Regions from separate parts of the Homo sapiens genome. Here regions 2 and 3 are each linked to region 1. Evidence: chromatin loops called from intact Hi-C (ENCODE). Cell type or tissue: OCI-LY7. All regions are shown on one strand. Each heading gives the region's core, and the rest is flanking DNA. Links, peaks and the distances in the headings are about the cores only. Region 1 overlaps CPAMD8 (C3 and PZP like alpha-2-macroglobulin domain containing 8). Region 2 overlaps MED26 (mediator complex subunit 26). Region 3 holds the start of NR2F6 (nuclear receptor subfamily 2 group F member 6).

The links. Peaks named below come from ENCODE experiments on the same cell type or tissue, not always from the same donor. Only the 100,000 strongest peaks of a DNase experiment are listed, where the experiment ranks them.
Region 2: it touches region 1 in a loop (6-fold over the local background); 3 of 110 quality-filtered maps call a loop at or near these places.
Region 3: it touches region 1 in a loop (4-fold over the local background); 2 of 110 quality-filtered maps call a loop at or near these places.

Annotation. Positions count from the first base shown.
Region 1 is chr19:16,894,468-16,904,473 of GRCh38, reverse strand. CPAMD8 (C3 and PZP like alpha-2-macroglobulin domain containing 8) reads left to right here. Exons shown (of 42, transcript NM_015692.5): 31 at 1-8; 32 at 112-248; 33 at 617-772; 34 at 851-913; 35 at 1,611-1,825; 36 at 3,177-3,264; 37 at 4,925-4,999; 38 at 6,480-6,585; 39 at 6,673-6,783; 40 at 7,809-8,018; 41 at 8,148-8,298. Among named protein-coding and RNA genes, the nearest start is that of F2RL3, 10 kb to the right of the region's middle. RefSeq lists silencers at 6,689-7,208, 7,279-7,498, 7,549-7,628. In OCI-LY7, for the core only: a CTCF peak has its summit at 4,607 (motif pointing right); DNase peaks (open chromatin) are centred at 4,623 and 6,973; H3K4me3 peaks cover 788 bases.
Region 2 is chr19:16,582,751-16,592,756 of GRCh38, reverse strand. All of the region lies in intron 1 of MED26 (mediator complex subunit 26), which reads left to right. Among named protein-coding and RNA genes, the nearest start is that of SLC35E1, 15 kb to the right of the region's middle. RefSeq lists enhancers at 3,408-3,457, 3,668-3,837, 4,088-4,157, 4,328-4,377, 6,418-6,467 and 6 more. In OCI-LY7, for the core only: no CTCF peak of the experiment used is centred there; DNase peaks (open chromatin) are centred at 4,186, 4,936, 5,486, 5,916 and 2 weaker places; H3K4me3 peaks cover 4,673 bases; H3K27ac peaks cover 4,846 bases.
Region 3 is chr19:17,238,476-17,248,481 of GRCh38, reverse strand. NR2F6 (nuclear receptor subfamily 2 group F member 6) reads left to right here and starts at 2,563. Exons shown (of 4, transcript NM_005234.4): 1 at 2,563-3,539; 2 at 7,717-7,811. The coding sequence starts at 3,262. RefSeq lists enhancers at 1-680, 1,630-2,579 and silencers at 1,843-1,922, 2,323-2,572, 2,973-3,132, 3,143-3,212, 9,049-9,227. In OCI-LY7, for the core only: no CTCF peak of the experiment used is centred there; DNase peaks (open chromatin) are centred at 1,951, 2,371, 3,481 and 4,371; H3K4me3 peaks cover 3,471 bases; H3K27ac peaks cover 3,148 bases.

The DNA of each region.
Region 1 (10,006 bases), core at 2,171-7,170:
TCAGTCAGGTACTGGCCACCCCAGCTCCCGGGTGCCTGCCTTGGCCATACCTCCATGCACTGGGTCCATGTCCCTGTGTCAAAAGTCCCCAGTGGGCCTCTTCCATTGCAGTGGTCTCGGCCGAGGTGGAAATGACAGCCTACGCCCTTCTGACCTACACTCTGCTGGGTGACGTGGCTGCCGCCCTGCCTGTGGTGAAGTGGCTGTCCCAGCAGCGAAATGCACTTGGGGGCTTCTCCTCCACTCAGGCGAGCCGGGCAGGGCCAGAGGGAGGGGCTCAGGGCTGGGTGGGTGGGGTCCCTGCAGTCCTTGTTTTGAGCTCTGAGGTGGCCAGGCAGTCTGGCCCCTTCTCACCTTATGGAGCCCCAAAGAGGGCAGGGGTTGGGGGTGAGGGACAGATGCCCCTGGATCCCCCATGGGAGCCCAGCCTCTGCCTCTGGGGACACACCAACCTGGCTGTCCTGAGGCCCCCAGTGCCATGGGTGTCTGCACTGGGTCCAGTCTCTATTCCAGCCCCGTTGGTGCCTGTTTTAGGCTAGGCTTCCAAGACGGGGTTCAGGGGACCACTGGCCAACTCAGTCTCAGGGTTGATGGCCGTCTCCTCCTCCATCCCCAGGACACCTGCGTGGCTCTGCAGGCCTTGGCTGAATATGCCATCTTGTCCTATGCTGGAGGCATCAACCTCACTGTCTCCCTGGCCTCCACCAACCTGGACTACCAGGAAACCTTCGAGCTGCACAGGACCAACCAGAAGGTTCTGCAGACAGCAGCGGTGCGTGTTCCTGGGATGAGGGTTTGGGGGTTGTTGGAGGAGGGGTCAGCAGGGCCTCACGGTGACTTCTGTCTCCAGATCCCCAGCCTCCCCACGGGGCTGTTTGTGAGTGCCAAGGGGGACGGCTGCTGCCTGATGCAGGTGAGGTTTTGGGGAGCACGAGGTGATCTTGGGCTTGTCCTCCTGTGCCCCATTCCCTCCAATCACACAGTGGAACCCCAGGGACCCCCAGAGGGTTCTGAACTCAGCAGCATGCCAGACTGCAGGACAGGTTTTCAGCCTTCTAATACTGCCCAAGGCAGGTGGCCATGGGTCCTCTCAGGTGTGCCACCCCCACACCTGAGAGGGTCCATTTGACCCTCAGTCCAGGGATCTCTGACCCATTGACTCAAGCAGATTTGCCTAAGGGCTCGAGGTCATTCCCCCTGCTGTGGCCTGGATTTAGCCCCAGACCAGGCTGGGGCAGGTGCATGTCACGGGTTCTGACTGGCAGTCAGAGGGCAAGTTTCCCGCGATGACTCTCGCTAGCCTCCGTTTTCTGATCTCTAAAATGGGAGCTCAGATAACACTGTGGATGAGAGGGAGACCCCTAGACTCAGACATAGCTGAGCACAGCTCTGCACCCCAGATCCATAAAACTGGTCTGATGATTGTACCTACACCCGCTTCAGTGATTTCAAGGCTAAAACGAATAACGGTAGTCTCTAAAACTGTCATGGATGTCATTGTCCTCATAATTCTGGCTGTTCCCACCTCCCCACTGCCCTTCTCCTCCCCTACCCTGCACCTGTTATGGAGGGCCCAGGTCCCTAAGCCTCCATCCTCCAACACCCCCCAGATTGATGTCACCTACAATGTGCCTGACCCGGTGGCCAAGCCAGCTTTCCAGCTGCTCGTAAGCCTCCAGGAGCCTGAGGCCCAGGGACGCCCGCCCCCCATGCCTGCCTCCGCAGCTGAGGGTTCCCGAGGAGACTGGCCCCCAGCTGACGATGATGACCCAGCGGCCGATCAGCATCACCAGGAATACAAGGTGATGCTGGAGGTGTGCACCAGGTAAGGCCACCTGCCCTGCTGGCGTGGGCATCCCAGGAGGGTGCAATGTGCGGAGAGGATGGCCTCCTGGGACCAGGAGGAGCTTCCGGCTCCAGGCACTCAGTGGTGGTTTTTGTTTTGTTTTGTTTTTTTGAGACAGAGTCTCACCCTGTCGCCCAGGCTGGAGTGCAATGGTGCGATCTCGGCTCACTGCAACCTCTGCCTCCTGGGTTCAAATGGTTCTCCTGTCTCAGCCTCCCGAGTAGCTGGGACTACAGGTGCCCGCCATCATGCCCAACTAACTTTTTTGTCTTTTTAGTAGATACAGGGTTTCACCATGTTGGCCAGGCTGGTCTCGAACTCCTGACCTCGTGATCTGCCCGCCTCAGCCCCCCAAAGTGCTGGGATTACAGGTGTGAGCCACCTCGCCCAGCCAGTTTTTGAAATGAATGAAAGAAAAGCAAATGGACACAGAAGACTCCAGTATGGTCGGGGCGGGTGGGCTGGATGGGGACAGCGATGTGTGGCTGGGACACTGGTCCCTGCCCGATAACACCAGCACCAGACCCCTTGGTTTCCAAGAGTGAGCCTGGGACCCGGCCGCAGCGGGCCCTCACCCTAAGAAGATGTTTGTTGCCATGGTGATGGATGCTTGTCACCATGGCGACGATTGGTGGGTGAGTGGTTGCCATGACACTCGCAGCCCATCAGAGCCGCTACCCCGGTAACGGCTGCCCTGACCTTGACTCTCAGCCCGAATGTGTCCAAGTTCCCCATCTCAGAAAGTTCTGGAAATCAGAGTCCAGCTTGGTGCACTCCCCGCAGCTGCAAGCTCCACTCTGAATGTTGGCTTCCTCTTCCTTGTCCCCAACGCCCTATAGGAAGCGCCTGGCATATTGCAGGCTCCAGAGAGTGCCCAGTTACCTCCCTCCCCGCCCCACCATGTTACAGAAGGAGAAACTGAGGCCGGAGCTAGGGGGTTGATTTCCCAGAGTCTCCTGCAGGGTGGCAGTGTTGAAGCACCTGAGCTGTGGCTGCTCTGTGCAACCATGTCCAGAGTGGGGTCGCCAGCTGCTTCCCAGGCTGGGGACACAGAGTGAAGTCCAGGACAGAACACAATGCTTAGTCAAGAGACCTGGTCAGGCCTAGAGCCCTTGGCAAGGCCCTTTCCCTCTGGTCTCAGTGTCCCTGCTGTAAAATAGGTTGACTGAGTTGACCGAGCCAAGGATGTGTGTGCTGTTGGCCTGCCGGCCAGGCCCCAGGGCAGGCTTCCTGGGACATCAGCTGTGTGGGCTCCAGGGGGAGAGGGGACCTTGAATTCCACCTCTGGGCTTGAGCTCTAGGGCCTCTCTCTCTCCCCTGTTGTTGGAAGGTGGCTGCATGCAGGGTCTTCCAATATGGCTGTCCTGGAGGTGCCCCTGCTGTCAGGCTTCCGGGCAGACATCGAGAGCCTGGAGCAGGTGAGGCAGCGCCGGTGAGCAGCGGTGGGCAGGGATCTCTGAACAATAGGTAGGGCTTAGGCACCCAGGGTCAGGCTGGCTGGCAGTCCAGACCTTTGTAAAATGCTATGGGTATTCTTTTCTTCCCTCTCCCTCTCCCCCTCCCCCTTCCCCTCCCCCTCCCCTTTTACCCTGTTTCTCTTTCTTTTTTTTGACATAGTCTTGCTCTGTTGCCCAGGCTACAGTGTAATGATCTGATCTTGGCTCAAATTCCCAGTGGAGCCTTGAACTTCCAGGCTCAAGTAATCCTCCCACCTCAGCCTCCCGAGTAGCTGGGACTACAAGCATGCACTACCATGCCCTGCTAATTTTTGTATTTGTGGCAGAGACAGGGTTTCGCCATGTTGCCCAGGCTGGTCTCAAACTCCTGGGCTCAAGCAATCCTCCCGCCTCAGCCTCACAAAGTGCTGGGGTTACAGACATGAGCCACTATGCCCAGCCCCTTTTTTCCTCCCCTTTCTGGGCAAAAATGGCCCATCTGTCTACTGAGGAGTAGATGGGGTGAGGTGGGGGCTGCTCCAACAGGTGGATCTCCCATGCGGCCACTGTCACTATTATTATTATTATTATTATTTGAGATGGAGTTTTGCTCTTGTTGCCCAGGCTGTGCAATGGCACAATCTCAGCTCACTGCAACCTCCACCTCCCCGGTTCAAGCAATTCTCCTGCCTCAGTCTCCTAAGTAGCTGGGATTACAGGCATGCACCACCACGCCCAGCTAATTTTTTTGTATTGAGTAGAGATGGAGTTTCTCCATGTTGGTCAGGCTGGTCTCAAACTCCTGACCTCGGGTGATCAGCCCACCTCAGCCTTCCAAAGTGCTGGGATTACAGATGTGAGCCACAGCACCGGGCCCACTGTCACACTATTATAAATGCCACCTAGAACTTCAGCAAAGTTCCATGTGCTTTGGCCCTGGGTGGGGAGCCATGGGGTATTCTCAATCCACATTCTGCCGAGACCAGCTGTCACCCTCACAACCCTAAGACAGACCAGTGCCATGTCCCCATTTTGTACAGGAAGGAAGAGGGACATGGGGGTGGGGATTGCTGCCCGGCTCTGGCTGGGGGAGAAAGAGGACCAAGAAGCGAGGGTTTCAGGGACCAAAGGAGGTCTGCAGTGTGGGGAGGGTGGAACAGGAAAGCTGGGCCTATTGTCACCTCCCCTCCAAGGAGGCTGCACGGAGCACCAGGGGATGAGGATGTGGTCAATTCAGAGGCCTTGGAGTGGGTGTGGATTTTTTTAAATCAAAAACTGAAAAAAAAAAAAAAATCCCAGGCTGGGAGGGGAACTTGAACAGTGCAGCTGAGACACCAGCAGGCGGCAGGGCTCAGCCGGGCACCTCTTTGGCCACGGAGAAGCCTGACCTGGGCTTGGGGCTGGGTTGAGGGAGTGTATAGGGAGGCGAGGCAGGTGCTCCCAGCGGGGATAGCCATCCTTGAGCGTCCTCTCCTGGGTGCTGAGAGGCTGGCAGGGCCTGGGGAGCACTGACCAGCACCCAGACCCCAGCCCATGGTAACTTGTGGGCAAGTCCAAGCATCCCACTGACCACTGCCCCCAGGGGATGGGAGAGGAAGCAAGTAGAGAGTCTGAGGACCCTGACTTCTGGCTTCCTCTGCAGCTGCTCCTTGACAAGCACATGGGGATGAAGAGGTATGAAGTGGCTGGACGCCGAGTGCTCTTCTACTTTGATGAGGTACCACCAGCCGGGGTTGGTGGAGGAGGCTTCCCTGGTGTGCATGTTGGTGAGGGTGCACCGGTCACTGCCTGGTGTGGCTCCCTGCAAGTATCTTGTACCATAAAAAAGACACTGGGGCCGGGCATGGTGGCTCATGCCTGTAATCCCAGCACTTTGGGAAGCCGAGGTGGGAGGATCACTTGAGCTCAGGGGTTCGAGACCAGCCTGGGCAACATGGCGAGACCCCATCTTTACAAAAAATATAAAAAAGTGCCCAGGCCCTTTGGCTTACGCCTGCAATCCCATCACTTTGGGAGACTGAGGCAGGTGGATCACCTGAGATCAGGAGTTCAAGACCAGCCTGGCCAACATGACAGAACCCTGTCTCTACAAAAAACACAAAAATTAGCCAGGTGTGATGGCACGCTACTGTAATCCCAGCTATTTGGGAGGCTGAGGCAGGAGAGTCGTTTGAACCTGGGAGGCGGAGGTTGTGGTGACCTGAGATTGTGCCACTGCACTCCAGCTTGGGTGACAGAGCAAGACCTGCAAGACCTTGTCTAAAAAAAAACAAAAAAAAATAAGACACTGGGAGAATAAATTCCAGGCAGAGTTGGCCATGCTGACAGCTCTGTGCCCTCGGCTGATGGCAGTTGGTAGAAAAAGCAGGGAGGGGCCGCAGTGGATATTATCCATCTGTAGGAAGGAGCGAAGCATTGATCCATGCTACAGCATGGATGAACCTCAGAAACATGATGCTGAGTGAAAGAAGCCAGACACAAAAGGCCACAGAGTACATGATTCCATTGACATGAAATGCCCAGAACAGGCAAATCCGTAGAGTTGGAAAGATTTGTGGTTGCCAGGGGCTGGGGGAGTGGGGAGTGAGTGCTGATGGCGATGGGGTTTCTTTGGGGGAGAAAGAAACCGTTCTGTAACTAGACAGAGGTGATGATTGCACAGTATCGTGAATGTGCTGACTCCCACCCACACATGCTCAGCCATGCGTGCACACACACAAAAAGGAGTGGTGTTTCAGAGGCCACCTGAGACGTTTTCCCAGTGGGATGGAAGGACCCAAAGAATAAAAAATGGGACCGAGGCGGATCACTTGAGGGCAGGAGTTGGAGACCAGCCTGGCCAACATGGTGAAACTCCGTCTTGATCAAAAATACAAAAAATTAGCAGGGTGCGGTGGTGGGCGCCTGTTATCCCAGCTACTTGGGAGGCTGAGGCAGGAGAATCATTTGAACCCAGGAGGCCGAGCTTGCAGTGAGCCGAGATCACGCCACTGCACTCCAGCCTGGGCAACAGCGCGAGACTCTGTCTCAGGAAAAAAAAAAAAAAAGAAAAGTAAAAGAAAAAAAGAAAATGGGATCACGTTTCTTCTGTGTTTCACGCGTCCTGGGTATCCCTGAAATCAGCCAGTTCTGGGCCTGAGCTCAGCGCCCCGGGCCTCCTGGCCCGGGTCGAGCCTGCGCCCGCCGCTGCCCCACAGATCCCCAGCCGGTGCCTGACGTGCGTGCGGTTCCGTGCTCTCCGGGAGTGCGTGGTGGGCAGGACGTCGGCGCTGCCAGTCTCCGTGTACGACTACTACGAACCCGGTAGGCCCGCGCGCCCGCACCCCCGGCCCGGCCCGGTCCCTGACCCGTCGCGCCTGCACTTGGTCACCCGCCACCCTCGTCCCGTAGCCTTCGAGGCCACTCGCTTCTACAACGTCAGCACCCACAGCCCACTCGCCCGGGAACTGTGCGCCGGACCCGCGTGCAACGAAGTGGAGCGCGCCCCTGCCCGGGGCCCGGGTGAGTGCGCGGAGCCACTGCCGCCCCCCACCGCGGCCTGCCACACCCCGACTCCCACCCTCGGACGCCAGGGAGGGCTCCCCTGGGGGCTTGGCAGAGGAGGGGCCAACGTAAAGTCAGGAGAACGCAGCATAGAGGTGGGCGGGCGCTCTGCCTGTACGGGGGAGGCGGGGCTGGAGGAGCGGTCAGCGGGGAGGGGCGTGGCTGGGGGAGTGGTAAGTGCGGAAGGGAAGTGGCTGGGGAATGGTCAGTATACTGGGGGCAGGGCCGAGCCAGTGAGGGTGTGGTCACTGTGGTGGGGACTGGGCGCAATGGGTTGAGGGTGGTCAGTGTGGTGAGGGCGGGGTCGAGCGGCGAGGGGGAGGTGAGTGCGGAGGGTGCGGGGTTGAGGGCGGGTGTGTTCAGTGCGGGGGGCGGGGCCGAACGGGGTGGGTGTGGTCAGTGCGAAGGGGACGGGGTTGAGAGTGGATGTGGTTAGTGCTGAGGGGATGAGGTTGCGGTGGGTGTGGTCAGTGCGGGGGGCGGGGTCGAGGGTGGGTGCGGTCAGCGCTGAGGGGCGGGATTTGTGGTGGGTGTGGTCAGTGCGGAGGGGGCGGGGTTAAGAGTGGTCAGGACGGAGGGGGCGGGGTTGAGGGTAGGTGTGGTCACCGCGGAGGGGGCGGGGTTGAGGATAGGAGCGGTCAGTGCGGTGGGGGTGGGGTTGGGGTGGGTGTGGTCAGTGCGGAGGAGGCGCGGCAGGGGACGGGGCTGTTGTTGCAGGGCGGCCCAGACAGGACGCCCTGTCTCCTTTCTCTCCTACAACCGCTTTTTAAAAGTCTGTTTCTGTTTTTGTAAGTATTAGGCAAATACCTGCGTGAAATTCCATAAGGCCAGGGCTCAGGACCTCCCATTAACTGTCGCGCCCCAAGACCCACCGAGGGGGTAGTGGGCCCGGGACCCAGGGACATCTTCCCCACCCCCAGGTTCTGTGGGGGCGCGGGCAAGGTTCAGGGTGGGGGGTCTGTCGAGCCTGCCTCGTCCCCCAGGCTGGTTCCCCGGCGAGTCGGGCCCTGCCGTGGCCCCTGAGGAGGGGGCGGCGATCGCGCGATGCGGCTGCGACCACGACTGCGGCGCCCAGGGGAACCCGGTGTGCGGCTCCGACGGGGTGGTCTACGCCAGCGCCTGCCGCCTGCGGGAGGCCGCCTGCCGCCAGGCCGCGCCCCTGGAGCCCGCGCCTCCCAGCTGCTGCGCCCTCGGTGAGGACCCTACCCCCCGCCTAGCCTCGGGGACACCATCGCTGCTGCTCTGGGCCACGGATCTCCTCCCCTCGGCCCTTGGGTCCCCTCCCCGCCACGCCCTCCCGACCGAGGCCCCCTTCCTTCCAGAGCAGCGGCTGCCGGCCTCGTCGTCCTCCACCTACGGGGATGACCTGGCTTCTGTGGCCCCGGGGCCTTTACAGCAGGACGTGAAGCTGAATGGAGCCGGCCTTGAGGTGGAGGACTCAGACCCTGAGCCTGAAGGGGAGGCGGAGGACAGGTAACAGCTGGGCCCACCCCAGAGATAAGAGACATAGGCTCAATATCTCCCCACCTCCCTCCCCTACCAACCTCCCCCGACGACCTGCCCCGACTCCTCCGCCCCGCCCCGACCCCCCACTGGCAGTGGGAGTGACTCAGGGTCAGAGGCTCAGAGTTCCTGGGGACAAAGTGGGACATTCATCCTCCCTCCACCCTGGCCCACGCAACACCCACCAGCGAACAGCTGTGCGCGGGCGCACGCGCGCGTGTGTGTGTGTGTGTGTGTGTGTGCGTGCGCGCGCGCGCGCGCATACGGGTCAAGGATCCCTTATCCGAAATGCTGGGGGGACCAGCAGTGTTTCGGATTTCAGATTTTTTCACATTTCAGAATGCTTGCATTATATAGTTAGCTAAGGTTCAGCATCCCTAATCTAAAAATCTGAAATGCCCCAATGAGCATTGCCTTTGAGCACGTCAAGTCGCTGCTCAAAAAGACTTGGATTTTGGAACATTTCAGATTTAGGATTTTTGGACTAGGGAAGTTTTGCCTGTAGTTAACAGTGTGCGGTTTCCTCATGGGCAGATTTGTGTAATCTCAACCATAGTCAACAAACAGCCCATCTGCACAGGATCCTTCCAGCTGCTCTTCCATAACTTCATCTCTCCCCTCAACACCTGCAACCACTAAGCCATTTTCCCCCTACCCGTCTGTAATTTTGTTATTTTGAGAATGCCAGGTAAATGGAATCAGAGCGGATAATCTTTGGAGCATGATTCCCTTGCATTCACCTGTGTTGTTTCGTGTATCCATAGTTTATTCTTTTTTTAATCTGGGCTCACTGCAATCTCCGCCTCCTGGGTTCAAGCGATTCTCCTGTCTCAGCCTCCCCAGAAGCTGGGATTACAGGGGCCCGCCACCATGCCCGGCTAATTTTTTTTGTATTTTTAGTAGAGGTGGGGTTTCACCATGTTGGCCAGGCTGGTCTTGAACTCTTGACCTCAGGTGATCCACCCGCGTTGGCCTCCCAAAGCGCTGGTATTGCAGGCATGAGCCACCATGCCAGGCCTATTCTTTTATTTTTCAAACGAGGTCTCACTGTGTTGCCCAGGCTGGAGTGTAGTGGCGTGGTCATGGCTCACTGCAGCCTTGACCTCCTGAGCTCAAGTGATCCTCTTGCCTCAGCCTCCTGAGTAGCTGGGACCACAGGCACACACTACCACCACGCCCAGCTAGTGTGTGTGTGTGTGTGTGTGTGTGTGTGTGTGTGTGTGTTGTAGAGATGGGGTCTCTGTATGTTGCCCAAGCTGGAGTGCCATGGCTGTTCATAGACATGATCATTGTGCACTGCAGCCTCAAATTCCTGGGCTCAAGTGATCCTCCCATCTCAGTCTCCCAAAGCTTTGGGATTACAGGCGTGAGCCACTGTGCCCGGCCTGGAGTTTGTTCTTTTGTATTGCTGGGTAGTGTGCTATGGGTAGCTTTTCGATTTGGTTGGTGGTCTGACACAAGCTACTCCCCTCTTACCGCACATGGACACCCAGAGCCCATCACTGTGGTCCACTGGAAGGGGAAAGGAGGCAGAGTTGTACAGTGCCAGGCCTGGGCCATGTGTCCCCCATCCAGTTGGGGTTCTGCCATCTAAATGAGGAGGTGGCAGCTGGCCTGAGCCCCGTGGAGTTGGGTTCAGGAAAGGGGTGTGGGGTCCCATCCCGAAGTCCTGGCGGCC
Region 2 (10,006 bases), core at 1,636-6,635, 310 kb after region 1:
CAGGTCCTTATTGGAGCTGAAGTGGAATTATCTTAGAAACACCGGCTTTGAGGTTTAGAAGAAGGGGGTGCCGTTTTGACCAGGAGCTCTGGGAGCCAAGTGGATGAAGGTGGGGACACTGGTTATGAAGCTGGTGACAGGCTCCACATGTCATGCCTAGGCGAGCGGGTGAGACCTGCTGCTGCTGAACTTTGTTTGGAAGGGACATGTGTGGCGTGATTTGCTAACATCCTCTGGGAGCTCCCCAGCCTCTGCCAGATGCCATTGTCCCTGACAGTGGCCATTGCTGGTTGGTGGCGGTACGTCCCCCACCAGCCTGGATATTTCCTGTCCTTTCATCCTGTTGTGGTTTGTCTGGACCCTGTCACACCACCATCGGGAGAGGCTTTCTCTGAGATTGGCATGGGACGGGACAGGGCCCCACAGCTGTGCCTGGTGGGCTCTGTGGGGTCGTGGTATGGACTCTGCAGTCCCCTCCTGCAGATGGAACTTGGGCACATCACACCCCCTCAGGGTTTACAGTTGTCAGAGGGATTGGATGAGTCACACCTGGGAGGGACTCTGGAAAGCAGGGTGCAGGTGGTGCCAGGAGTGTTACCAGGGAGCCTCTGATTGGCTGGCCACAGAAGTAGGGGTCAGGGCTGCAGCTGGGCACATGGTGCCAAGCAGAGCCCACAGCCTTGGGTGCCTCTGCCCATCATCCCTGTGGGGCTGGGCCTCCTTGAGGGCTTGTTGGAATGCAGCTTCTGATGCAGGAGGTCTAGGGGGGATGGGGATGGGGATTGTGCGTTTCAAAGCAGCTCCCTGGTGATGCCCGTGCTGTTGACCCCTAGGCCACACTTGAATAGGAAGGATCTAGATCAGCTCTCTAGCGGGGAAAGTCAGGATTTCAGACAGATTTCTCACTCTAGGAGCTTAATTCCCATAGGAGAAAACCATGCGGAATTAGGAGGGAAAAGACTCTGTCAGACGCACCGTGGCTACTTTCAGGTCAGGAGGATGGATCCAGCATCATTGCTTGCACCATGTTTTGGGGAGAGCAGACTGTCGTTTGCCCAAGACTTTGCAGATGTCTGCAGCCGCTGGCCTTTTCTCGAGTGTAGGAAGTTGGTTCCTTCACCTGGGTCTCCAGTGAAGTATGACCAAACCCTATAGGTAGGCATACAAGGGGGTGTGTGTGTAAGTTCAGCCTTGGGAAGTGGCTTGGTGGCTGCTTGGCATTTTATTTCACAGCTCATAGGACACTGTGACCCAGCTTCAGCTACAGCTTTTTTCCAAAGCTACAATTAGGATGCCTAATCAGTGCAGTGCACAAGTGTTTGTGGGTGCATACAGAATGTCCCAGAAGGAAAAAGCAGGTGCCTACTGATGCCTGCAGGAGTCTGGTCTGAGATGGGGAGTGCATTGTGTGCATTCTCAAGTGTATCTTTCAGTCCTTACAGTCCCTCTGAGATCCTAGGCGTGACAGTCATTCTCCTTCTACTGAGGAGAGAAGGAGCCTCCCCAAAGGGCCCACCCTCCTTCCCCAGGGAGGACAAACCCAGGTGGCATCTGGTTCCCCTCTCTAACAAAGAAGCAGTCCTTCTCTCTGCCTGCCATCCCTCCTACTTTTCCTAGGACCTGCTGCATCTGTCTGCCTCCATGGGTGTTTTTTTAATAGCTTTATTTATTTATTTATTTATTTATTTATTTATTTATTTATTTATTTTATTTTATTTTGAGAAAGTCTCTCTCTGTGGCCCAGGCTGGAGTGCAGTGGTGCAATCTCAGCTCACTGCAACCTCCACCTCCCGGGTTCAAGTGATTCTCATGCGTCAGCCTCCCAAGTAGCTGGGATTACAGGTGCCTGCCACCACGCCTGGCTAATTTTTTTGTATTTTTAGTAGAGACAGGGTTTCGCCATGTTGCCCAGGCTGGTCTCAAACTCCTGGCCTCAGGTGATCCACCTGCCTCCACCTCCCAAAGTGCTTGGATTACAGGTGTGAGCCGCTGTGCCTGACATTAATAGCTTTATTGAGATATAATTGACATACAATAAACTGCGCATAGCAGAAGTATATAATTTGATAAATTTTAACTTGTAAGTACATCAGTAACACCAACACCACAATCAAGGTAGCAAAGAAAGGGAGCTGAAATTAAAGCAAGGGAGGCAGATAACATTTGAAAATGTGTGTAATCAACCATATTACAAGGCCAGAAATGAAAAGCCTTATAATCATCCCAGTACATGCAGGAAAAGCATGTGACAAAATCAGACATCTATTCCTGATAAAACCTCTCAGCAAACTAGGAGTAGAAGAGGCATTTCTTCACTGTCCTTTTCCGCTGTATAGATGTGCAGATTTGCCTCATCCTAAAGTGTCCTGTGTCACAGTGGAGCAGGGAGGCAGGTGTGTGCTGGCTGCATGGGGTAGCAGGTTAGGTTAGTAACGAATCTGTGGCCAGCTGGCACCCTGGCTTCTTGGATGGGAAAGTGGCTTAATACCTGTTGGGGGTGGAGGGGGCGTATCTGTGGTCTCAGGGGAGACCATGGTGTGGCAAGACCCCAGTGCCCTGCAGGGTGCTGGCACCATGCCCAGTGGGTGCTGCCTGCCTGCCTCTTTCCAGTAGCATTAGTGCTCACTTCTTCCTGGGGACACTCATCTGTTGAGTACTCCTGCCGGGGAAGCTTCAGAGTGCCCTTGTCCTCCTCAGTCCCATCCAGGGCAGGAGAGTGCAGACACGTTTCTCAGTGAGCAGTGAAGTGCAGTGCACATTGCATCACTGTGTGTTGTAGAGGTGGCCAGGGCTTGTGTTGAAGCTGTTTTCAGACCTTGTTCTGTGGGGCTCTCAGAGGGTCTGGGCCGTGGGGAACGAGGGGCTGCTTTGCCAACACCTCCCCCTCCTCCACAACCCTGACAGCTTCACCATCTGTTTCTGTAGGATGAGGTGGCCTCTAAGATCATGGAATTCACACACAGTAGGTTATTTTTAACAACCTTTGTAAATATAGTCTAGAAAATATACATCTAGAAAAGTGTACAAGTCCCAAGTTTTACAGCTGAATGAACATTTATGAACACATCTGAGAACCCCAGTCCACCCAGGTTAAGGAACAGAGCCTTTCCCCTGAAGCCATCTTCAACGTCCTCTCCTAGTCATTCTCTGCCTGCCACTACCCTGACTGCTCTCACCATCTAGAAGTCTTGCCTGCTTTTGACCTTTTAATCCAGGACAAAAAAAAAATGTGTTTTTTTGTGTTTGGCTCTTTGACTCAACGTTGTTTTGAGATTTGTCTTTGAGGTTATGTGTAGCAGCAGTTTGTTCATCCAACATTGAATGGACAGACCATGATTTATTTATTCGGTGTTCTGTTGGTGGCTGCGTGGGCTGTTTTCAGTTGGGGCTGTTCTGATACAGCTGCTCTGAGTGCATTTCTGTAGGTGCTGCTTGGAGTGGAATTGCTGGATCATAGCGTGAGTGTCCATCCTTAAATGGTGGTTACCATGGGATCCACAGAGTCACCAGACTCTTTCTTGGGTGACAGTGTCCTTGGTTCTCTGCACCGTGGCCCTCGTTGCAGGAATGCCCAATGAGAAGGCCCCTGTGCCCACTCCTGTCCCTCCAGCTCCACACAGAGCCCAGGAGCTGTGGGGGAAGGGGTGGCCCTGGACCTGAGCCAAGTGTAGTCCTCCCCTGGGGTTTCCTGGCAGCCTGGGTGAGAGCCTCAGTGGTGGCATTTTATCTGTTGCTTCTGTTCTTGACCTTGGCTGTCTCTGTCTACTCCTCCGGGTCAGTACACAGGGATCCTAACGCCCCCTCCCAGCATCCAGCGGGCCCAGAGTTTGGTAGAGCACCTGTGTGCAGTCGGTGCTCAGAGAGCATTTGATGACTTGTCTCGGGGAATTCTAGAAGGTCACTAGTTCTCAGGATCTTACAGCAGCCCAATTGGACAGGCAGGCGGGGGGCTGCTCTCCTTCGGCTTCCTCTCTCAATGGGCCTCTGAGGCTGCCTCCAGGCACCGTGCTGGGCACTGCCCTGCCTGAATGGATCTTACAGACCACAGAGCAGCCCAGCAGAAAGTGCAGTGTGCGGGTCCTCGTGGCCTGGCCCCTGGGGGCGTGGTCTCCAGCACACCATTCATGCTCTACAGACACCATCTTGTGGTTTTCTCATGCTCTCAGAGGAGGAACTGGGCTCCAGTCAGTGATAGGTCTTGCTTGCGTCAGTGCTGGAGGCCAGGTGCGGTCCCCTGCTACAGCTATGCGCGGCTCAACCATCAGGTCCTTGTCTGCCCAGCCTCAGCTAGGATCTTCCAGGCGGCGGCACAGGGTGCGCTGTTGTGTGCATCTCTGTGCTTGGCAGTCTCTTGAAGGTTGTTCCCTGTTGATTCCTGAAAAGCTGGCTCGTTCTTATTTGGGCTCTGTCTTTGGCGGAACATATATGGGCCGAGCACTGTGTGTGTGTTTCCCCCGAGGATGTTGGGTCATTTCCAGTCTTCTGCAGCTGGCATTCTTATCAGCTGCTCCTAGAAGAGAGAGGCTGAGAGGGAGAAGCCCCCACCCAGCGTGCTATCACCAGGACTCCGCTTGGCTTCCCACTGCTCCAGTTCTATCCGCGTAGCAACGAGTCAATTTACAGATGAGCTTTGAGAGCTCTTGTGCCTTCACAAAGGGCCAAATGGCAGTAAGAATCGTAAGTTCTGCAGACCTGAAGCAGAGGTCAGGAGAGTCTAGGTTGGTAGTTTGGTTGGGAAGAGCTGCTAAAAACAGAAAGTGGGAGGGAAGGACGCTGTGGGGGCAGTGGCTGTGGAGAGCAGCGCTGCCTGCCTCCTGGCTTCATCTGCAAGTTTCCCTCGCTGCAGAAGTCAGGCATGCCTACTGATGGAGCTCCTACTTCTGCCCCAAGCCCTGGGCTTCCTCTTTCTGAGTTGCTCATGGGGTTCAGTCAGGGCTCCGCGTGCTGCCTGTACTCAGGTGGCATTTCCCGTCCCCCGGGCTGAGTTGTAGCATGCAATTGCATACTTGCCCAAGCATTACAGGAGCTGTGGCTGCAGGACAGGGAGGGCCACATGGACATGACAGACCACTCAGGTGGCCGGCTGCTCCTGGGAGTAGCAGGAGGGCCCCAGCAGGAAGTGCTTTTCAAGTGGTGAGCTTGGTGGCTGTGGCCGAGACATGCACCTTCCCGTCATTGTTCCTCCCAGTGTCATTCTTCCTCTGAGAAGCTGTGAACTTGAGGCTTTGCCCCTGGGGTTTGAGGCTCCCATGAGGTCCCCTCAGAGGAAGGTGCCTTCACTGGGCAGAGCCTGGTGGACCTGCACCAGCCCCATGAGGCTGAGCGGAGAGTGCAGGGTGGGGCCCGCCTGAGGGTAAGCACAGCAGCACCCCTCAGGGCTGCGCTTTCCAGAGCTGAGAGGGAGGGCAGAGCTGGGGTCTTGGGGTGGAGGTGGGGTGGGGATGCAGGTGCCGCCTCTTGTACTGACTTGCACCAGAGGCAGTTTGGCTCCCAGCTGCCTGGGAACACGTGCGGAGTTTGTCAGAAGCAGGAAGACTTGGTGTGGCGGGAACCAAATCACAGACACACACTCTCCCAGCAAAGCCCTGTTTGATTCACCCGTGTGTCCTCAGCAGACACGACTGTGTGTTGGGGGTTGGGGGGTGGGCGAGGTGACTCAGCCGCGGACGGCATTAGAATGCTTAGCACATTGAAGGCAGACTGTCTGTTTCTGGGTGCCATCTGTGGCATGTTTGGGTTTGGAAGGACAGCTTGCTTGCTGATGAACACTTCCACAGTCTTTTGAGCTAAGTAGTTTTTGTAAATTACTGTCTAGACCATTCTGCATTAAAAAAAAAAAAAAAACCCGACAACATCCCCATTGTTGTTTTTAAAGTGAACCGGTTTTTACAGGTGCTTTGCCACTGAGGCCTCAGCAGGGGCTGTTTTGAGCCCAAGGAGCAGGTTATGTGGGCTGTGGGGCACAGGTGCGGGCCCACAGGCTGCCAGGGCAGTGCCGCCCACCGTCCAGGGTGGTCAGGAAGGCTGGCCGGACACCGAGGTGGGGGAGTGCAGAACTGCAGTCTGTGCTCCATGTGCACTGTTCCCAGGGCCAGCCCGGTGGGGAGTGGGCTCCAGTGCCATCTGAAGCCCTGCTGTGGTGGCCCGTGCATGCCTGGGTCACCCTGGTCCTGCCTCTCAGGCATCCTGGGGACAAGGCATAGACAACACGGAGACCGTGGAGGTGGCCCTGTGTGGGTTCAAGGAACTGTTTGTAACCTGTGCATTTCACTGCAGGAGCACGTCAGGAGAGTCTTTACAGAGTGCCGACATCACCACAGGCTGGTGGCACCTGGTACCCTTCACCCCACCTACTCAAAGCACCAGATGGGCCCTGTGTGTTTGGTAGCCATGTCAGGCTAGTGGAAGGCCAGGCCTCACCATCTTCTAGCTGTGTGGTCTACCCGGGACCTCCATTACCTTCCTGGCCCTCAGTTACCTTATCTGTAGAGTGCGCTTGTGAGGATGACGTGAAAGAACTTGGCACAAGGGCAACCCACCAGTGATGGTCCTGTGCGAGTTGTGCCCGGTTGGGCCTGCCCAGGCTCAGCACCCTTGGGACTATTGGTTGGTCAGACCTTGGGCAGCACAGGGTTTCCCCTTTGCTACCACAGCTGCATTCCCAAGAGGCTGGGGATCTCAGGCGGGGTGGGAACAGTTCAGATGTGGAGAAAATGGAGAGGCAAGCCAAGGGGCTGCTGGGACTCAAAACTCAGTCTCAGTTCCTTGTTTCAGACCAGGGCTGGAAATCCCCAGCAGTAATTACTCAGGGCCTGAGGGTTTTACTTACACACCCCTGTAATAAAGCGAGGAAGAGGTTGGCCAGTAGCGGGTCCACTCCACTGAACAGGCCCCAGCTTTGCACTCAGACCCAGTGATCCTCTTCACAGAAGAAAAACTCGGACACATGCCGTGGCCCAATTAAAATATTTGCCGACAGGAGTTTGGTTTGAAAGGTGATTCCACGCACCCTGTCGTAGGTGGGTTTTCAGAAGAGTCTAGTCTTCCGGACTCCGGAGGGGTCAGAGGTGTCACTGGGTTTCACAGGGCCACAGAGGAGTGCTGCTGGCTGGCCTTTGAGGGAAACCTGGAAAGAAAGTTCTGAGTGGCTGTGTCCTGTGGCTCAGCTGTGCCCAGAGCCATAGGATGTGGATCGCAGATGGGAGGGAGGTGGTGCTGACTGGGGCTGGGCAGGTCCTGGAGTGACGGCTGTCCCTTCCCTGGGTTACTGCTGGCTCATTGTTATGTTTCTCCCCTTCTGGAAGAGAGTGACCTAGCCCCCACCCCTTCTTGCCAAGTCCTCCCTCCTGGTCTGGGCCACTTGAGGGCCTGTCCTCTCTGTGGTGGTGGCTGTCCTGGGCTCCTTCCTGGTACAGGTCAGGCCTCTCCCTGCAGGAAGGAACTGTCGACCTAGCGTGTGCCCCTGGTTCGGGCTCTCTGTGGTTTCCTTTAGAAGAGAGGCGTGAGGACACCTGAGAGTCGGACCGGGATGGACAGCTGGCATGGGTACTCAGAGCTCCCCTCTCCAGCCCCAGGGGTGCCTGCTGTTTCTGCACCAGGTCTGTTAAGCAGCAGCCCAGTACCAGAGTAGGGGAGCTTGGTGAGGGGCTCCTGGGGTCTCACCAGATAGATGGTGTTGTGCAGTTCAAATCAGTTAGGAGGCCTGAGACTTGAGACAGGCTCACGTGGAGGGAGGTGGCATCCTACCCAGCCCTCGGCCCTTGCTGCCCCACTCAGGGGCCAGATGGTGGACAGTGAAGCCACTATGAGGAGTTGGAAACAGCTATTTGCTCACTTCCCCTTTAGATGGCTGCCAGTCCTTCTAGATCAGTGAACTCTCCCAAACAAATGCTAGGAAATAGATGTATTTTCTCATCTTTATTTGTGAGAAATTTCAAGCATAAAAGTAGAGAAAGGTAACCATCCTGCTTCAGTAGATAGCTGCTTACAGCCATGTGACTTTGTTTCACCCATCCCCCTCCTGTCACTCACCCTAGGGGATGATTCTGTAGCAAATTCCAGATTGTATTATTTCTTCAGGAAAGTGTCACTGAAAGACGAGGATGCGTGGTGGGTCTTTAATAGCTCACACGGAGCGTGGTGTGCTGTGAAGTCGCATACAGGGTTCCCCACTGCTCCCAGGGTGTGGGAGAATGAGGTGTCTCACGCAGCTCCAGGCGCCTGACCCAGGCTGCTTCTGAGGGGTGCTGGCCCCTCCCTCAGGCTGTCTCTGTGCGTGTCCAGCCCCGCCTCCTTCCTCACATTTCCTGTGAGCTGAACAGCACATGTCACCAGTTAGGCTGGCTGGAATTGTGGCTTAGCACAGGCTATGGGGCTCTCTGGGGACAAAGGTGCCAGCCTTTCCGGAAGCCTTTCTTTTTTTTGTTTTGTTTTTTGTTTTTTTTTGGCGGGGCGGGGGGGGGCAGTGTTTGGGTTTCGGTTTTTTTTTTCTTTTTCTTTTTTTTGAGACGGAGTCTTGCTCTGTCACCGAGGCTGGAGTGCAGTGGCGTGATCTCAGCTCATTGCAACCTCCGCCTCCCAGGTTTGAGCGATTCTCCTGCCTCAGCCTCCCGAGTAGCTGGGATTACAGGTGCACACCACCGCGCCCGTGGAAGCCTTTTTAAGTTCTCATGTGGAAGGATGACCACAAAAGAGCCCTGGGACAGCCAGACCTCTTGTGGTCTTGGGCGAGAAGTTGTCCCCTCCATGCCCCCATGCGTGTGTTCCTGGGGCATCCCTGAAGTGTGGGGCACCTGTGTGCTGAGGGTTGTGCTGGTGGCCCCAGTTCACCCTCTGCCTGGATGCAAACTGTTCTTCCTCAGTATCTATGCTAGCTGTGATGCCTATGACCTGAGACCAGGCCTCCCTGCTTGGTTTTTCTGAGATTCCAGAAGGACGAGATTAATGTTCACATTCCTATTGGCCCATGTGTACCTGATCATGCCTCATGGATTTCCATTCTAAGACCTGAAAGTGTTCGGTGTGACAGTGGAGTCAGTTCCATCAACATTCATGTACCAGGCGGCTGGGCTGGACCTGCATGTATACCTGTGCCACACCTGGTCCCACCTGCTAACTTCCTGCCCTGCCTGCCTTTGGAGCAGGCACCCCAGGGAGGTCCCACCTGCTTCCAGAGTGCTCCTTGCTGCATTTACCCCTGCTTCTCCTAGTAGCTGCATGGAGGTTCTGCTGTCGACACCCCCCACCCCCACCCAACACCCTTGCCCTTCACAGGCACTTCCCGCAGCAATGAAGAGGCCAAACTGAAGCAAATTAAGTGGGCAGGGGCGGTCAGTGTTGGTAGAAAGGGGAGGCAACGCCTGTCTTCGTTGATGGTTAAGGAAGTTCAGACCCATCTGCATCTATTGAGGGGTCCCTAGTGGAGAAGTGAGAGGCTACAGTTCCTGACGGGATTCCTGCCCCTTTGGGAAAGCAACTTGGCAGGTGTTTTGAGAGGTTTTTTTGGACTGGGAACAAATCCCAAGGGAGAATCCAAAGGAGGAGGGGGCCTCAGATGTGCCAGGCTATTCCTGACAGCAAGAGGCTGCAATTGGCCATCGGGCCACAGACATGGCCCTGGCAAGCCTGAAGAGCTGCCTTAAAGCCATCTTTTGAGGCCATCGCCTGGAGCGGCTCCCCATGTGGAGTCAAACTGTGTCTGTGCTGAGATTAGGATCTAGTGTACTTCCCCAGATAGATGGACAGGTGCCAAGGGCATCCCAGAAACAGGGCAAGGGCAGGTGGTCTGTGGGGGCAGTCGCTAAGGGGGATAGAAGACAGGTTGTGAAGGAGCCACCTTGGGTCTTTTGGGTCTGTTTTTCCTCCCGGTGTCCTTACCCATGGCCTCTCCCCTGCCGCAGGGCTTTGGTGCTGTCTGGCCAGCTCCCTGCCCATCCTTCTCCAGCTCTTTTCTGCTTTCCAGCATGGAAGTCGGTCTCCAGCCCAGGTGGACACAGCTCGTTCTGCC
Region 3 (10,006 bases), core at 46-5,045, 350 kb before region 1:
ACCCCAGAAACAGAACAAGAAGTATGGTGGCGAGCACAGTCCCCTCCAGCGAGGGCTGGGGCTAGTCACCTTCCGACCCACACGCTGTCCCTGGACTTGGGCCAACTTTGAAGAAAGCAGGGAAATGGAGGCAGACCACCTTGCTCGTGTTGGGGTGGGGCAGAGAAGCTGAATTTCTTCCCTGTACCCTGCCGAGCCCCAGAGTCTAAGACCTGAGTTCCTGGTCCCACCAGGTTGCCTGTGGAGGGGCAAAGGGAGCCAAGGTCACATGTGGGAGGACGGAGACAGGTTCCCAGGCTGCCCCAGCAGGATCTGGCCATTCCCACGGGTGCCCCCTCAGCAGATGGGCCTAGGCCCCTTTGTCCCTGGTTTGCGGCCGCCGCAAGGTCAAATGTTACTGCAGGGCCGCGGGCAGGGGTCAGGGAGGCGGGGTAGAGCCTTGATCCACCCCCAGGCGGGCCCCAGGGGGCACAGGGGTGGCCAGGCTACTGGAAGGGGGTGGGGCAGCCTTTGGGACTGGAACTACTGGAGTTTCTGGGATCTGCGATGGTCTTTCTTCCCCCATCTCCCACCCAGCTCTCAGCTGCCTCGCAAGACTTGTCTCCCCCAAACCTAGTTCTTTGCTCCCTCCCCTTCACAATCCCCTCAAGATTCCTTGAGTCTTCTCTCCCTCTTCTTTTTTTTTTTTTTTTTGAGACAGGGTCTTGCTCACGCTGGAGTGGAGTGACGTGACGTGATTATAACCCACTGCAGCCTTGAACACCTGGGCTCAAGACGGGTCTCACTTTATTGCCCCGGCTGGTCTTGAACTCCTGGTCTCAAGAGATCCTCCTGACTTGGCCTCCCAAAGTGTTGGGATTACAGGCGTGAGCCACAGCGCCTGTCTCTCATCTAAATCTCTTTTCAATCCCTTCTGAGACCTCCACCCCAATGCTCCCCACCAAAGATCCTAGCAGGTCCAGGCAAGGGGCCTAGGATCCCTGCCCTCATCCCAAATTACCAGTCACATTCCCATGCAGCCTCAGAACCAAAGGGTCGTCTCTGCCCACCCACGCCTTCCTCTCTCCCAGCAGGGATTACATCAGGCTGTGGGCAGAACCCGACTCTAGACCTCGGGAAGTCCTTGCTCATGTCTAATCCTAGTCCTTCCTGCTTTTCGTGTTTACTAACGCCTCCTCCTCCACCTCCCAGGCAGCCAGAACGTCCCTGGAGCAGGTTGAGAGGCCCAGGGCTGGGTGTGCCTGGCTCTCCCAGAACCTCAGTTTCTTTTTAAGTGTTGTAAGATCTCTAAGAATCTTTCCCCCTACTCCAGGGAGGGCAATTCTTCAAGTCTCATCAGGGCTCTGGGAGGCAGAGGAGGGGGTGCGCAGAAGGCACTGTCCTGGCCAGAGCTCTCAGAGGCCCAGCTGCATGCTCTGGTGTCCAGCTCTGGGCTCAGGGCGGGGTGGGACCACAGTCTGGGTGGCTGGGGCTGCAAGACTCCGAGGTGAAAGGTCACTCCTGGAAGGGCTTGTCCAGCCGGTTAAAGGTTAACCTGCCCAGAGCCAGAGGCTCGCCAGCCCGGGCCTCGCATACAAAGGGTGCTTAATAAATGCTGGTCGGGCGGGCCCCAGCCCCGGTACTGGGGGATGGGGTGAGTTGGAGGTGGCGGCAGCTGCGAGGCTCCAGGGCGCCTGGAAGAGACATCTGCAGTCCAGCCGGCCGCCAGGCCAAGCCCTTTCTGCAAAGCACAGAAAGAAAAGGAAATTAAAAGGGAAAAAGGGGCAGGCCCCCAGACAGGGCATGCCTGTCGCCTCCAGCCGCGCGGGGCGGGTGGGCGCCCTGCCCCCGGAGGCCAGAAATTCTGCAGAGGGGCCCCCTGACCTCGCGGCCCCGGCCAGCCGGTCTCAGACCACAACATCCCTTCCCCCTGGAGATTCCGGGCACCAGGTGTTAACCCGAGCAGAGAAAGGGTGGGGTGGGGGTCAGACGCGGCGACTTTCTGGAAGAGGAAGCAAACACAATCTAGGGTGTGTGTGTGTGTGTGTGTGTGTGTGTGTGTGTGTGTGTCTGTCTGTCTCGCGCGCGCGTGTGTCTTGCGCAGGGGCGTACCCCCCCCCCGGGTGCCACTGGCCCCCCATCATTGCTTTGCCAGGAACTGTGGGGTGGGGAGAGGTTCCGAGGGGCGCCTCGAGGGTGATCGAGCGACCCAACGTCCAAGGCCAGAGGTGGAGGGGAGGGCCTTGGAGAGACATCTTGGCGAGGCTCAAGGAAGGGCAGAGGGCAGGCGCGGCTGAGGCTCCCGCCGCGGCCCGGCAGGGGTTAAGGCCCGAGCTGGGCGAGGGCGAGGGCGGGGGTGCGGGGGGAGGGGCAGAGGGAGGCGGGGGAGGGTCAGGCCCCGCGGCCCAGCGCTCGGCCCCCGTCCCTCCCGCCGGCCCGTTCGCCCGGCGCCGCGCGCGGCCACCCATGCCCTTATAAGGGCGGCCGTCGCCGGGGCAACGAGCGCCCGCCCCCAGCCCGCGGCGCGCGCCCCTGCCCCCGCCCCCGCCCCCCGCCCGCCCCGCGAATGGAACGCTGTGTGTCAAACCGGCCGCAGCGCGAGGCCGGCGCGCGGGGTCGGTGGCGGTGGCGGCGGCGAGAGCGAGGCTTGGGCCCAGGCGCAGGCCCAGGCCAGGCAGGAGCGGCCGCAGCGGGGGCGGCAGCTCCAGAGGCGCCGGCCCAGCGGCCCTGCAGGCCCGGAGCGGCAGCCGCGGGCGCCGGGGGACCCAGGGGGCGCGGCGATCAGCCCCGGCGCGCACCCGCCGCCCCTCCCCCCCCGCCACGGGCGGCCGCGCAACTTGCGGCCAAACTTTCCCCCCGGCCTCCCGCGCTCGGATGGCGGCCCGCTGAGTTGGCCGCAGCCCCCGGGCGAGCGGCGGCCAGGCCAGAGGACGCCCCCTGCGCGGCTCGGGCCGGGCCATGGCCCGCGCGCCCCCGCCGGGGCCCCAGGGCGGCGGGACGCGAGTCCTCTGGGCCCCCGGCCCGCGCCTCTAGCGTGCCCCTCCCGGCCCCGGGCCCGGCCCCGCGCACGCGTGGGAAAGTTGGCCTGGAACCGGCCCGACCAGTTCCGCCCGGGCGCGAGGACCGGCCGCAGGAAGTTGCTGCAAAACTTTTTTGGGGGGTGCAGCCCGTGCCCCCCGCGCGCCGGGGCCGAATGCGCGCCGCGTAGGGTCCCCCGGGCCGAGAGGGGTGCCCGGAGGGAAGAGCGCGGTGGGGGCGCCCCGGCCCCGCTGCCCTGGGGCTATGGCCATGGTGACCGGCGGCTGGGGCGGCCCCGGCGGCGACACGAACGGCGTGGACAAGGCGGGCGGCTACCCGCGCGCGGCCGAGGACGACTCGGCCTCGCCCCCCGGTGCCGCCAGCGACGCCGAGCCGGGCGACGAGGAGCGGCCGGGGCTGCAGGTGGACTGCGTGGTGTGCGGGGACAAGTCGAGCGGCAAGCATTACGGTGTCTTCACCTGCGAGGGCTGCAAGAGCTTTTTCAAGCGAAGCATCCGCCGCAACCTCAGCTACACCTGCCGGTGAGCCCCCCATCCGCGCGCCGCCGCCGTGCACCCCGCCCCGACCTGGGGCAGGCCTCTGACCTGCTCGGTCACCTTGGGCCTGGCGCTGACCTTCCCTGGGCCTCCACTGCCCCCTCTGAGATAGGGGCACAGCACCCTCCTCCCGCATTCCATGGCTGGGATTGTGTATACAGTCGGCGCTACATCGTTGCAGGTTCCCCCCCCATCAGGTGGTCCCTGGAGGCTTTTGCCCCAGTTACTTGCTTCTCCTTCCCTCCGCTTTTTCTCTGGGGAGGGGTCATCTCCGCGCTGGGGTGGGGGTAGGGGTGCTGTCAGGGGTGGTAACCCAACCCCAGGGCACCCGTTCTCGGGGATCCCGGCGCGCGGGATGCCCTCGAGGGAATCGAACGTGGAACTTGGACCGTGGAGCTCGCAGCGTCCAGGGGCCATTGTCTGCGGCCGCGCGGATCGATACGGCGCGCCCTTGGGGTCAAATATCACTTCCAAAGTCGCTGTGGCTACGGAGGCGGCAGACGGAGGGAGGCTGGGGTGGCACGGGGCGGCCTTCTTCGCATGAGGGGCCCAGCGGTGGGGGTGGGGGTGGGAGCTGGGCTTGCCCATCTCAGGGAACCCCTCTGGGCTCACTCTGGGCCTTGGGTCACCGGAAATCGCCACTGGAAGGCCGGCAGGGCCACCGGAATTGACTGAAACGTCCCTCTCCCCCAGGGGTGGGTGCAGACCTGGGGCTCCTGGAAAAATCCCTCAAACTTTGGGTGTCTCTGAGACGGGCAGGGAGTGAAACGTTTCCGAGCAGGAGCCTTGGGCTGTCCCAGGTCGGAGACCTCTCTGGCAGGGCGTGGCCTTGCTAGCTGTTCTGGCGGAAGGTCCCCAGGGAAAGCGATCGGGGTTGTCCAGCCCGGGAGTTCTTTTCTCACCGTTCCCGGGCGAGCATCCGATCTGTCCGTTTATAAGCCCCTACTCTGCACCCCAGGAACATGCAGGGTCTCTGTGGAGCCCGTCTAGACGGTCTCAGTTCCCAGCTGCCCAAAACAGAGGCCCAAAGGCCCAGAGAGAGGTCCTGGTGCCTGCTTTGCGTTGGACATGGAGGGACGCTGCCCGAGTTGGGGGCACTGTGGGGGAACTGTGGGGCTAGGGTGGGGACCGCTGAGTTCGGATCGGAGTGGCCCCAGGGAGAACGGCTGATGGAAGGCTTGTTGGCTGAGGCCACCAAATAGGGCCCCAGGTACCCGAGGGTGGAGTTTGGCCCCAGGTCCCGGGTCAGGGCTGGCCTGGTGTGGCCATGTGTGGCAGAGCTGCCTTGCTCCCTCCTCCAGCACAAAGTGGGCCACTAGACTTTGGCCTCATTCTTGCTGCTGGAAAACCGCCTGCTCTCTGGTCATATCTTTAGGGAGGGTAAGGGAGGGGGGCTCAGGCAGTTTTGGGGTCCCAGGAGCTTCCTGAGGGTGGTGTCAGGGAGCAGCAATTTTGGGTGGGGGGGGCCTTGCTTGGAGCTGACAGGTTTGTGCTGTGTCAGTTGTGTGACCTGGTGAAATCACCATTCCATTCTGAGCTTCAAATGGATTGAGCAGGGTCTCGCTGGGGCCCAGCCTGGGTAGTTTGATGCCAGCCCCTCCAGAGAGACCCCAGCTCCAAGTCTAGCTCCTGAGAAGCCCCCAGTCTGGAGGAGACACAGTGAGACAGATGCCCCAAGTCTGTGGGATCTGGGGTCCCAGGGAGAGAGCAGAGGCTCTGCCTGGAGGTCAGAGAGGGCTGCCTGGAGGAGGCTAGGGGACATGAGCCTTGAAGCATGGAGTTGGCAGGTGGAAGAAAGGCCACAGGGACATGCCAGAATGTGGTCCAGACAAAACACTTAGTGGCAGACTGGGGGAGCTGTGCTGTAAGAGGGGGACTGTGCAGCCATGGGAGAAGTCAGAGCTAGGTGGGCCTGAAATGCTGGCTGAGGGTAATGGGGAGCCATAGAGGGTGTGTGAGCAGGAGAGGGCTCTGATCAAATTGGACTGGAGGCCAGAAGCCCAGGGAGGAAGCTGAGTTGGGCCATGGGGTTGGGCAAAAAAGCTTGCACTCTTTAGGTGGGATAACAGGAAGAACTTAACTGTTTCCCTCCTTGGAGGGATGGATCTGTCCCAATTCCACAGCTGGGGAAGTTGAGACTGAAGGTTCAGGGCCTCCCCTGAGGTCAGGGGCCCCTGAGCTGGGCCTCTGCCTGCCTGCAGGGCCGCCCCAGGCCAGGCCGTTTCCACCCGGCTGCCCTGGACCCTCCCACCACCCAGCCGCTGGGCTTTGTTCTGGTTCTGCCTGAGCTCCCTCTGCCCTAGTGGGGCCTCTTCCCAGGGGCTCAGTGGCTGGTGCTGCAGGACCCAGGCAGTGGTGGAGGGGGGGTACGGGGGAGTGGGCGCAGATCCTCAGCTTTCCTAAGTTGGGTTCTCCGGCTGGGCTCTGGGTCTTGGCACTGTCCCCCGTGAACCCCTCTGACCCAGTCCATCCCATATGATAGGGCAATATCTGACCTCCCATTTTCAGATGAGGAAACCGAGGCTCAGTGGGGCAGTCGCCACCTGAGGGGCAGGGCTGGGTATCTGCAGCTGAGATTCATCTGTTTTGTTTTGTTTTGTTTTGTTTTTGAGACGGAGTTTCACTCTTGTTGCCCAGGCTGGAGTGCGATGGCGTGATCTCAACTCACTGCAACCTCTGCCTCCCGGGTTCAAGCGGTTCTCCTGCCTCAGCCTCCCAAATAGCTGGGATTACAGGCATGCGCCACCATGCCCGGCTAATTTTGTATTTTTAGTAGAGACAGGTTTTCTCTATGTTGTTCAGGCTGGTCTCAAACTCCCAACCTCAGGTGATCCGCCCGCCTCGGCCTCCCAAAGTGCTGGGATTACAGGCATGAGCCACTGCACCCAGCCTTTTTTTTTTTCTTTTTTTTTGAGACAGAGTCTCACTCTGTCACCCTGGCTGGAATGCAGTGGGTCAATCTTGGCTCACTGCAACCTCCACCTCCCCAGTTCAAGCGATTCTCCTTCCTCAGCCTGCCAAGTAGCTGGGATTACAGGCATGCGCCACCACGCCCAGCTCATTTTTGTATTTTTAGTAGAGACGGGGTTTCACCATGTTGGCCAGGCTGGTCTTGAACTGACCTCAGGTGATCCACCCTCCCCCGCCTCCCAAAGTGCTGGGATTACAGGCGTGAGCCACTGCAGAGATGCATCTGTTTAATTCCCTTAAGTGGTGGTTCTACTCTGTGACTGTCTCTGTGTGTCCCCTGGGTGTCCAGCTGGAACCCCAGGGGTAGTTGCTCCAGGCCCAGGCCTTGGAGAGCCCCCAGCTCCTGGTGGCAAGAGACCAGGGGAGTCCAAGGGCAGGGGCCAAGGGGAGAAGGTTCTGGGGACATTTGAAGAATAAGGCCTGGACCTTCCTGCTTGGGGGCTGACCCAGGATGGGGAGCTCACCACCTCTCAGGGTGGGGCCACCTGTCTCATCCCTGCAAGAGGCAACGGCATTCACTGAGGGCTGACCAGGAAAATCTCCAGCTTGCATAGGGGTTGGGTGGTCCTCTCGGAAGAGCGTAGGTGTGGGGCCTTCAGGGCTGAGGACCAGAGTGACTTTGTTTACTTCCTCATTCCTTGGGGTGGGCATTGTGCGGGTGATAATGCTGGGGCCCCACAATGCTATGACCCCACAGACCACTAGCCCCTGGCCTGACCCCTAGTTAATTCACAAAGTCCAGCTCTCTGACCATGTCCTCTTTGCCTTCACATCTTTTTGGGGACAATGACCCTGCTCAGCCTGACAGTGACCAAATAAAATGAAACTCTTTAGGCCTCCATATTTGTGTATTTCAACCCTTTTGCTCTGGCTGTACCCTCTCTCTGGGATCACCCCGCCATTCACCTGGAGAACTCCTATTCATCCTTCAAAACCCATGCCAATGTGCCCTCCCTGGGGTGTTCATCTGCTTTTCCACAGATTCCTCTTCATCCATCACCACTCATCCGGGTTATCCTGTCTGGTTTGCAGACCTGCAAGCTGAGCTCCTGTACCCCTTTGGGGCTACCTCTCCAGTCTAGAGGGCCCCTACTAGTATTTCTGAGGGGCAGCCTCCAAAGGCGGCTCATAGGCTGGTTCGGGGAGGAGGATATGGGGGTCTCAGGGAGCCCTGGCTTCTGTGTGCCCCCAGGTCCAACCGTGACTGCCAGATCGACCAGCACCACCGGAACCAGTGCCAGTACTGCCGTCTCAAGAAGTGCTTCCGGGTGGGCATGAGGAAGGAGGGTGAGTACGTGCTGGGGACACACTGGGGACGATCACAGCCGCTGGAGCCGGGGTGAACAAACAGCTTCTTCCTCCCCTTTTTCCCCTCCCTTTCACCCCTCCCTTTCACAGGGGTCTGGGTGCCTCACAGGGTGGGGGCCGGCGCCTGCTAACCTCATTACCACTGATCCCTTGATCCCGTGGGCTGCAGTCTGGCCCTAGGCTGGAGGAATCCAATTAGGATCCGTGGCCCCCTGGTTGCTGCCGTGGAGCTGAAGAGGCCAGGGACGCCCCACAAGGGACTTTCCCCAGCCCCATTCTCTTGCAGGAGCTGCCTTCCCCAATTACCCCCGACTCCAGCCTCAGAGGCCAGTTCCCTGGCCCTGACACCTTGGTGACCTCTTGTCTGCTAGCGCGGCCACCGCGTTCTGAACAAGGATTTTTTTTTTTATTTGATTTGTTTCTCCTCCACCCTTCACCCATGCTTTTTGTTTGCCCAAGGCAGGAACTCTGCCCGATTAAGGCAAAGGGCAGCTTACCCTTTCTTCTGACCCCGGGCGCTGGGAGCAAGAGTGAGGCCCAGCTGTCTCTGCTCAGGGGACCCAGGTGGACGGGCGTATTCTGGGCTGCTGGGCCTAGAACTCTGCCAAACCCCCTTAGAATTCAAGTAGAACCCAGAGATTTCTGCATGGATTTCTGGGGTTCAGGAATAGAATCTAGCCTATTGGACGAGATCTCCTGTGCTGGGTTTCAGGTTCCTCTGGGGACTGTGTCGTGGGCCAGGCTGGCAGTTCTTTCTAATGTCTAACCTGAGCCTCCCCTGCTTTGAAGTTTTTTTTTCCTTATTTTCTTTATTTATTTTTATTTTTATTTGAGATGGAGTCTCGCTCCATCTTCCAGGCTGGAGTGCAGTGGTGTGATCTCAGCTCACTGCAGCCTCCGCCTCCCGGGTTCAAGTGATTGTCCTGCCTCAGCCTCCCGAGTAGCTGGGACTACAGATACGGGCCAACACGCCCAGCTAATTTTTTTTTTTTTTCTGAGACTGAGTCTTGCTCTGTCGCCCAGGCTGGAGTGCAGTGGCATGATCTCGGCTCACTGCAGGCTCCGCCCCCTGGGTTCACGCCATTCTCCTGCCTCAGCCTCCGGAGTAGCTGGGACTACAGGCGCCTGCCATCTCGCCCGGATATTTTTGTATTTTTAGTAGAGACGGGGTTTCACCATGTTAGCCAGGATGGTCTCGATCTCCTGACCTCGTGATCTGCCTGCCTCAGCCTCCCAAAGTGCTGGGATTACAGGCGTAAGCCACCGCGCCCGGCACGCCCACCTAATTTTTGTATTTTGTTTTGTTTTGTTTTTGAGACAGAGTCTCGCTCTGTTGCCAGGCTGGAGTGCTGTGGTGCCATCTCGGCTCACTGCAACCTCTGACTCCCTGGTTCAAGCGATTCTCCTGCCTCAGCCTCCTGAGTAGCTGGGATTACAGGCACATGCCACCACGCCCAGCTAATTTTTGTATTTTTAATAGAGATGGAGTTTCACTATGTTGGCCAGGATGGTCTCGATCTCCTGATCTCGTGATCTGCCCGCCTCGGCCTCCCAAAGTGTTGGGATTACAGGCGTGAGTCACCGCGCCTGGCCTAATTTTTGTATTTTTAATAGAGATGGTGTTTCACCGTGTTGGCCAGGCTGGAGTCTCCAACTCCTGACCCCAGGTGATCCGCTCGCCTCAGCCTCCCAAAGTGCTCGGATTATAGGCATGAGCCACCCCACCCGGCAGCTTTTTTTATTTTCTAGAGACAGAGTCCCACTATGTTGCCCAGGCTGGTCTCGAACTCCTAGCTTGAAGCGACCCTCCCACCTTGGCCTCCCAAACTACTGGGATTACAGGAATGAGCCACCATACTTGGCGTAAAGCTGTTGTTTTTTGGTCTAGGCCTTGGTGGGAGAAGCTGAGAGAGGCAGCTGAGGGGCTTTCTTTTAAAACTGATCACTCCCTGTGGCCCTTTTAAGTTTGGGGGTAACTTTCTTGTCCCTGCCCCCATAACATGGATTTTGCCTCTACTTGTCTATTTTACCTAAAATCCTCATATATCTCAAGTCATGGCCTCAGAGCAAACAGCCTCGCCAGAAGTCTCCAAAAGCCTCGGGTGGAAATATTTATGATGACAGCTCATGCTTTAAGCACACCTGCCTCGGGTCCTTTGCACGGGCTCTTCCCT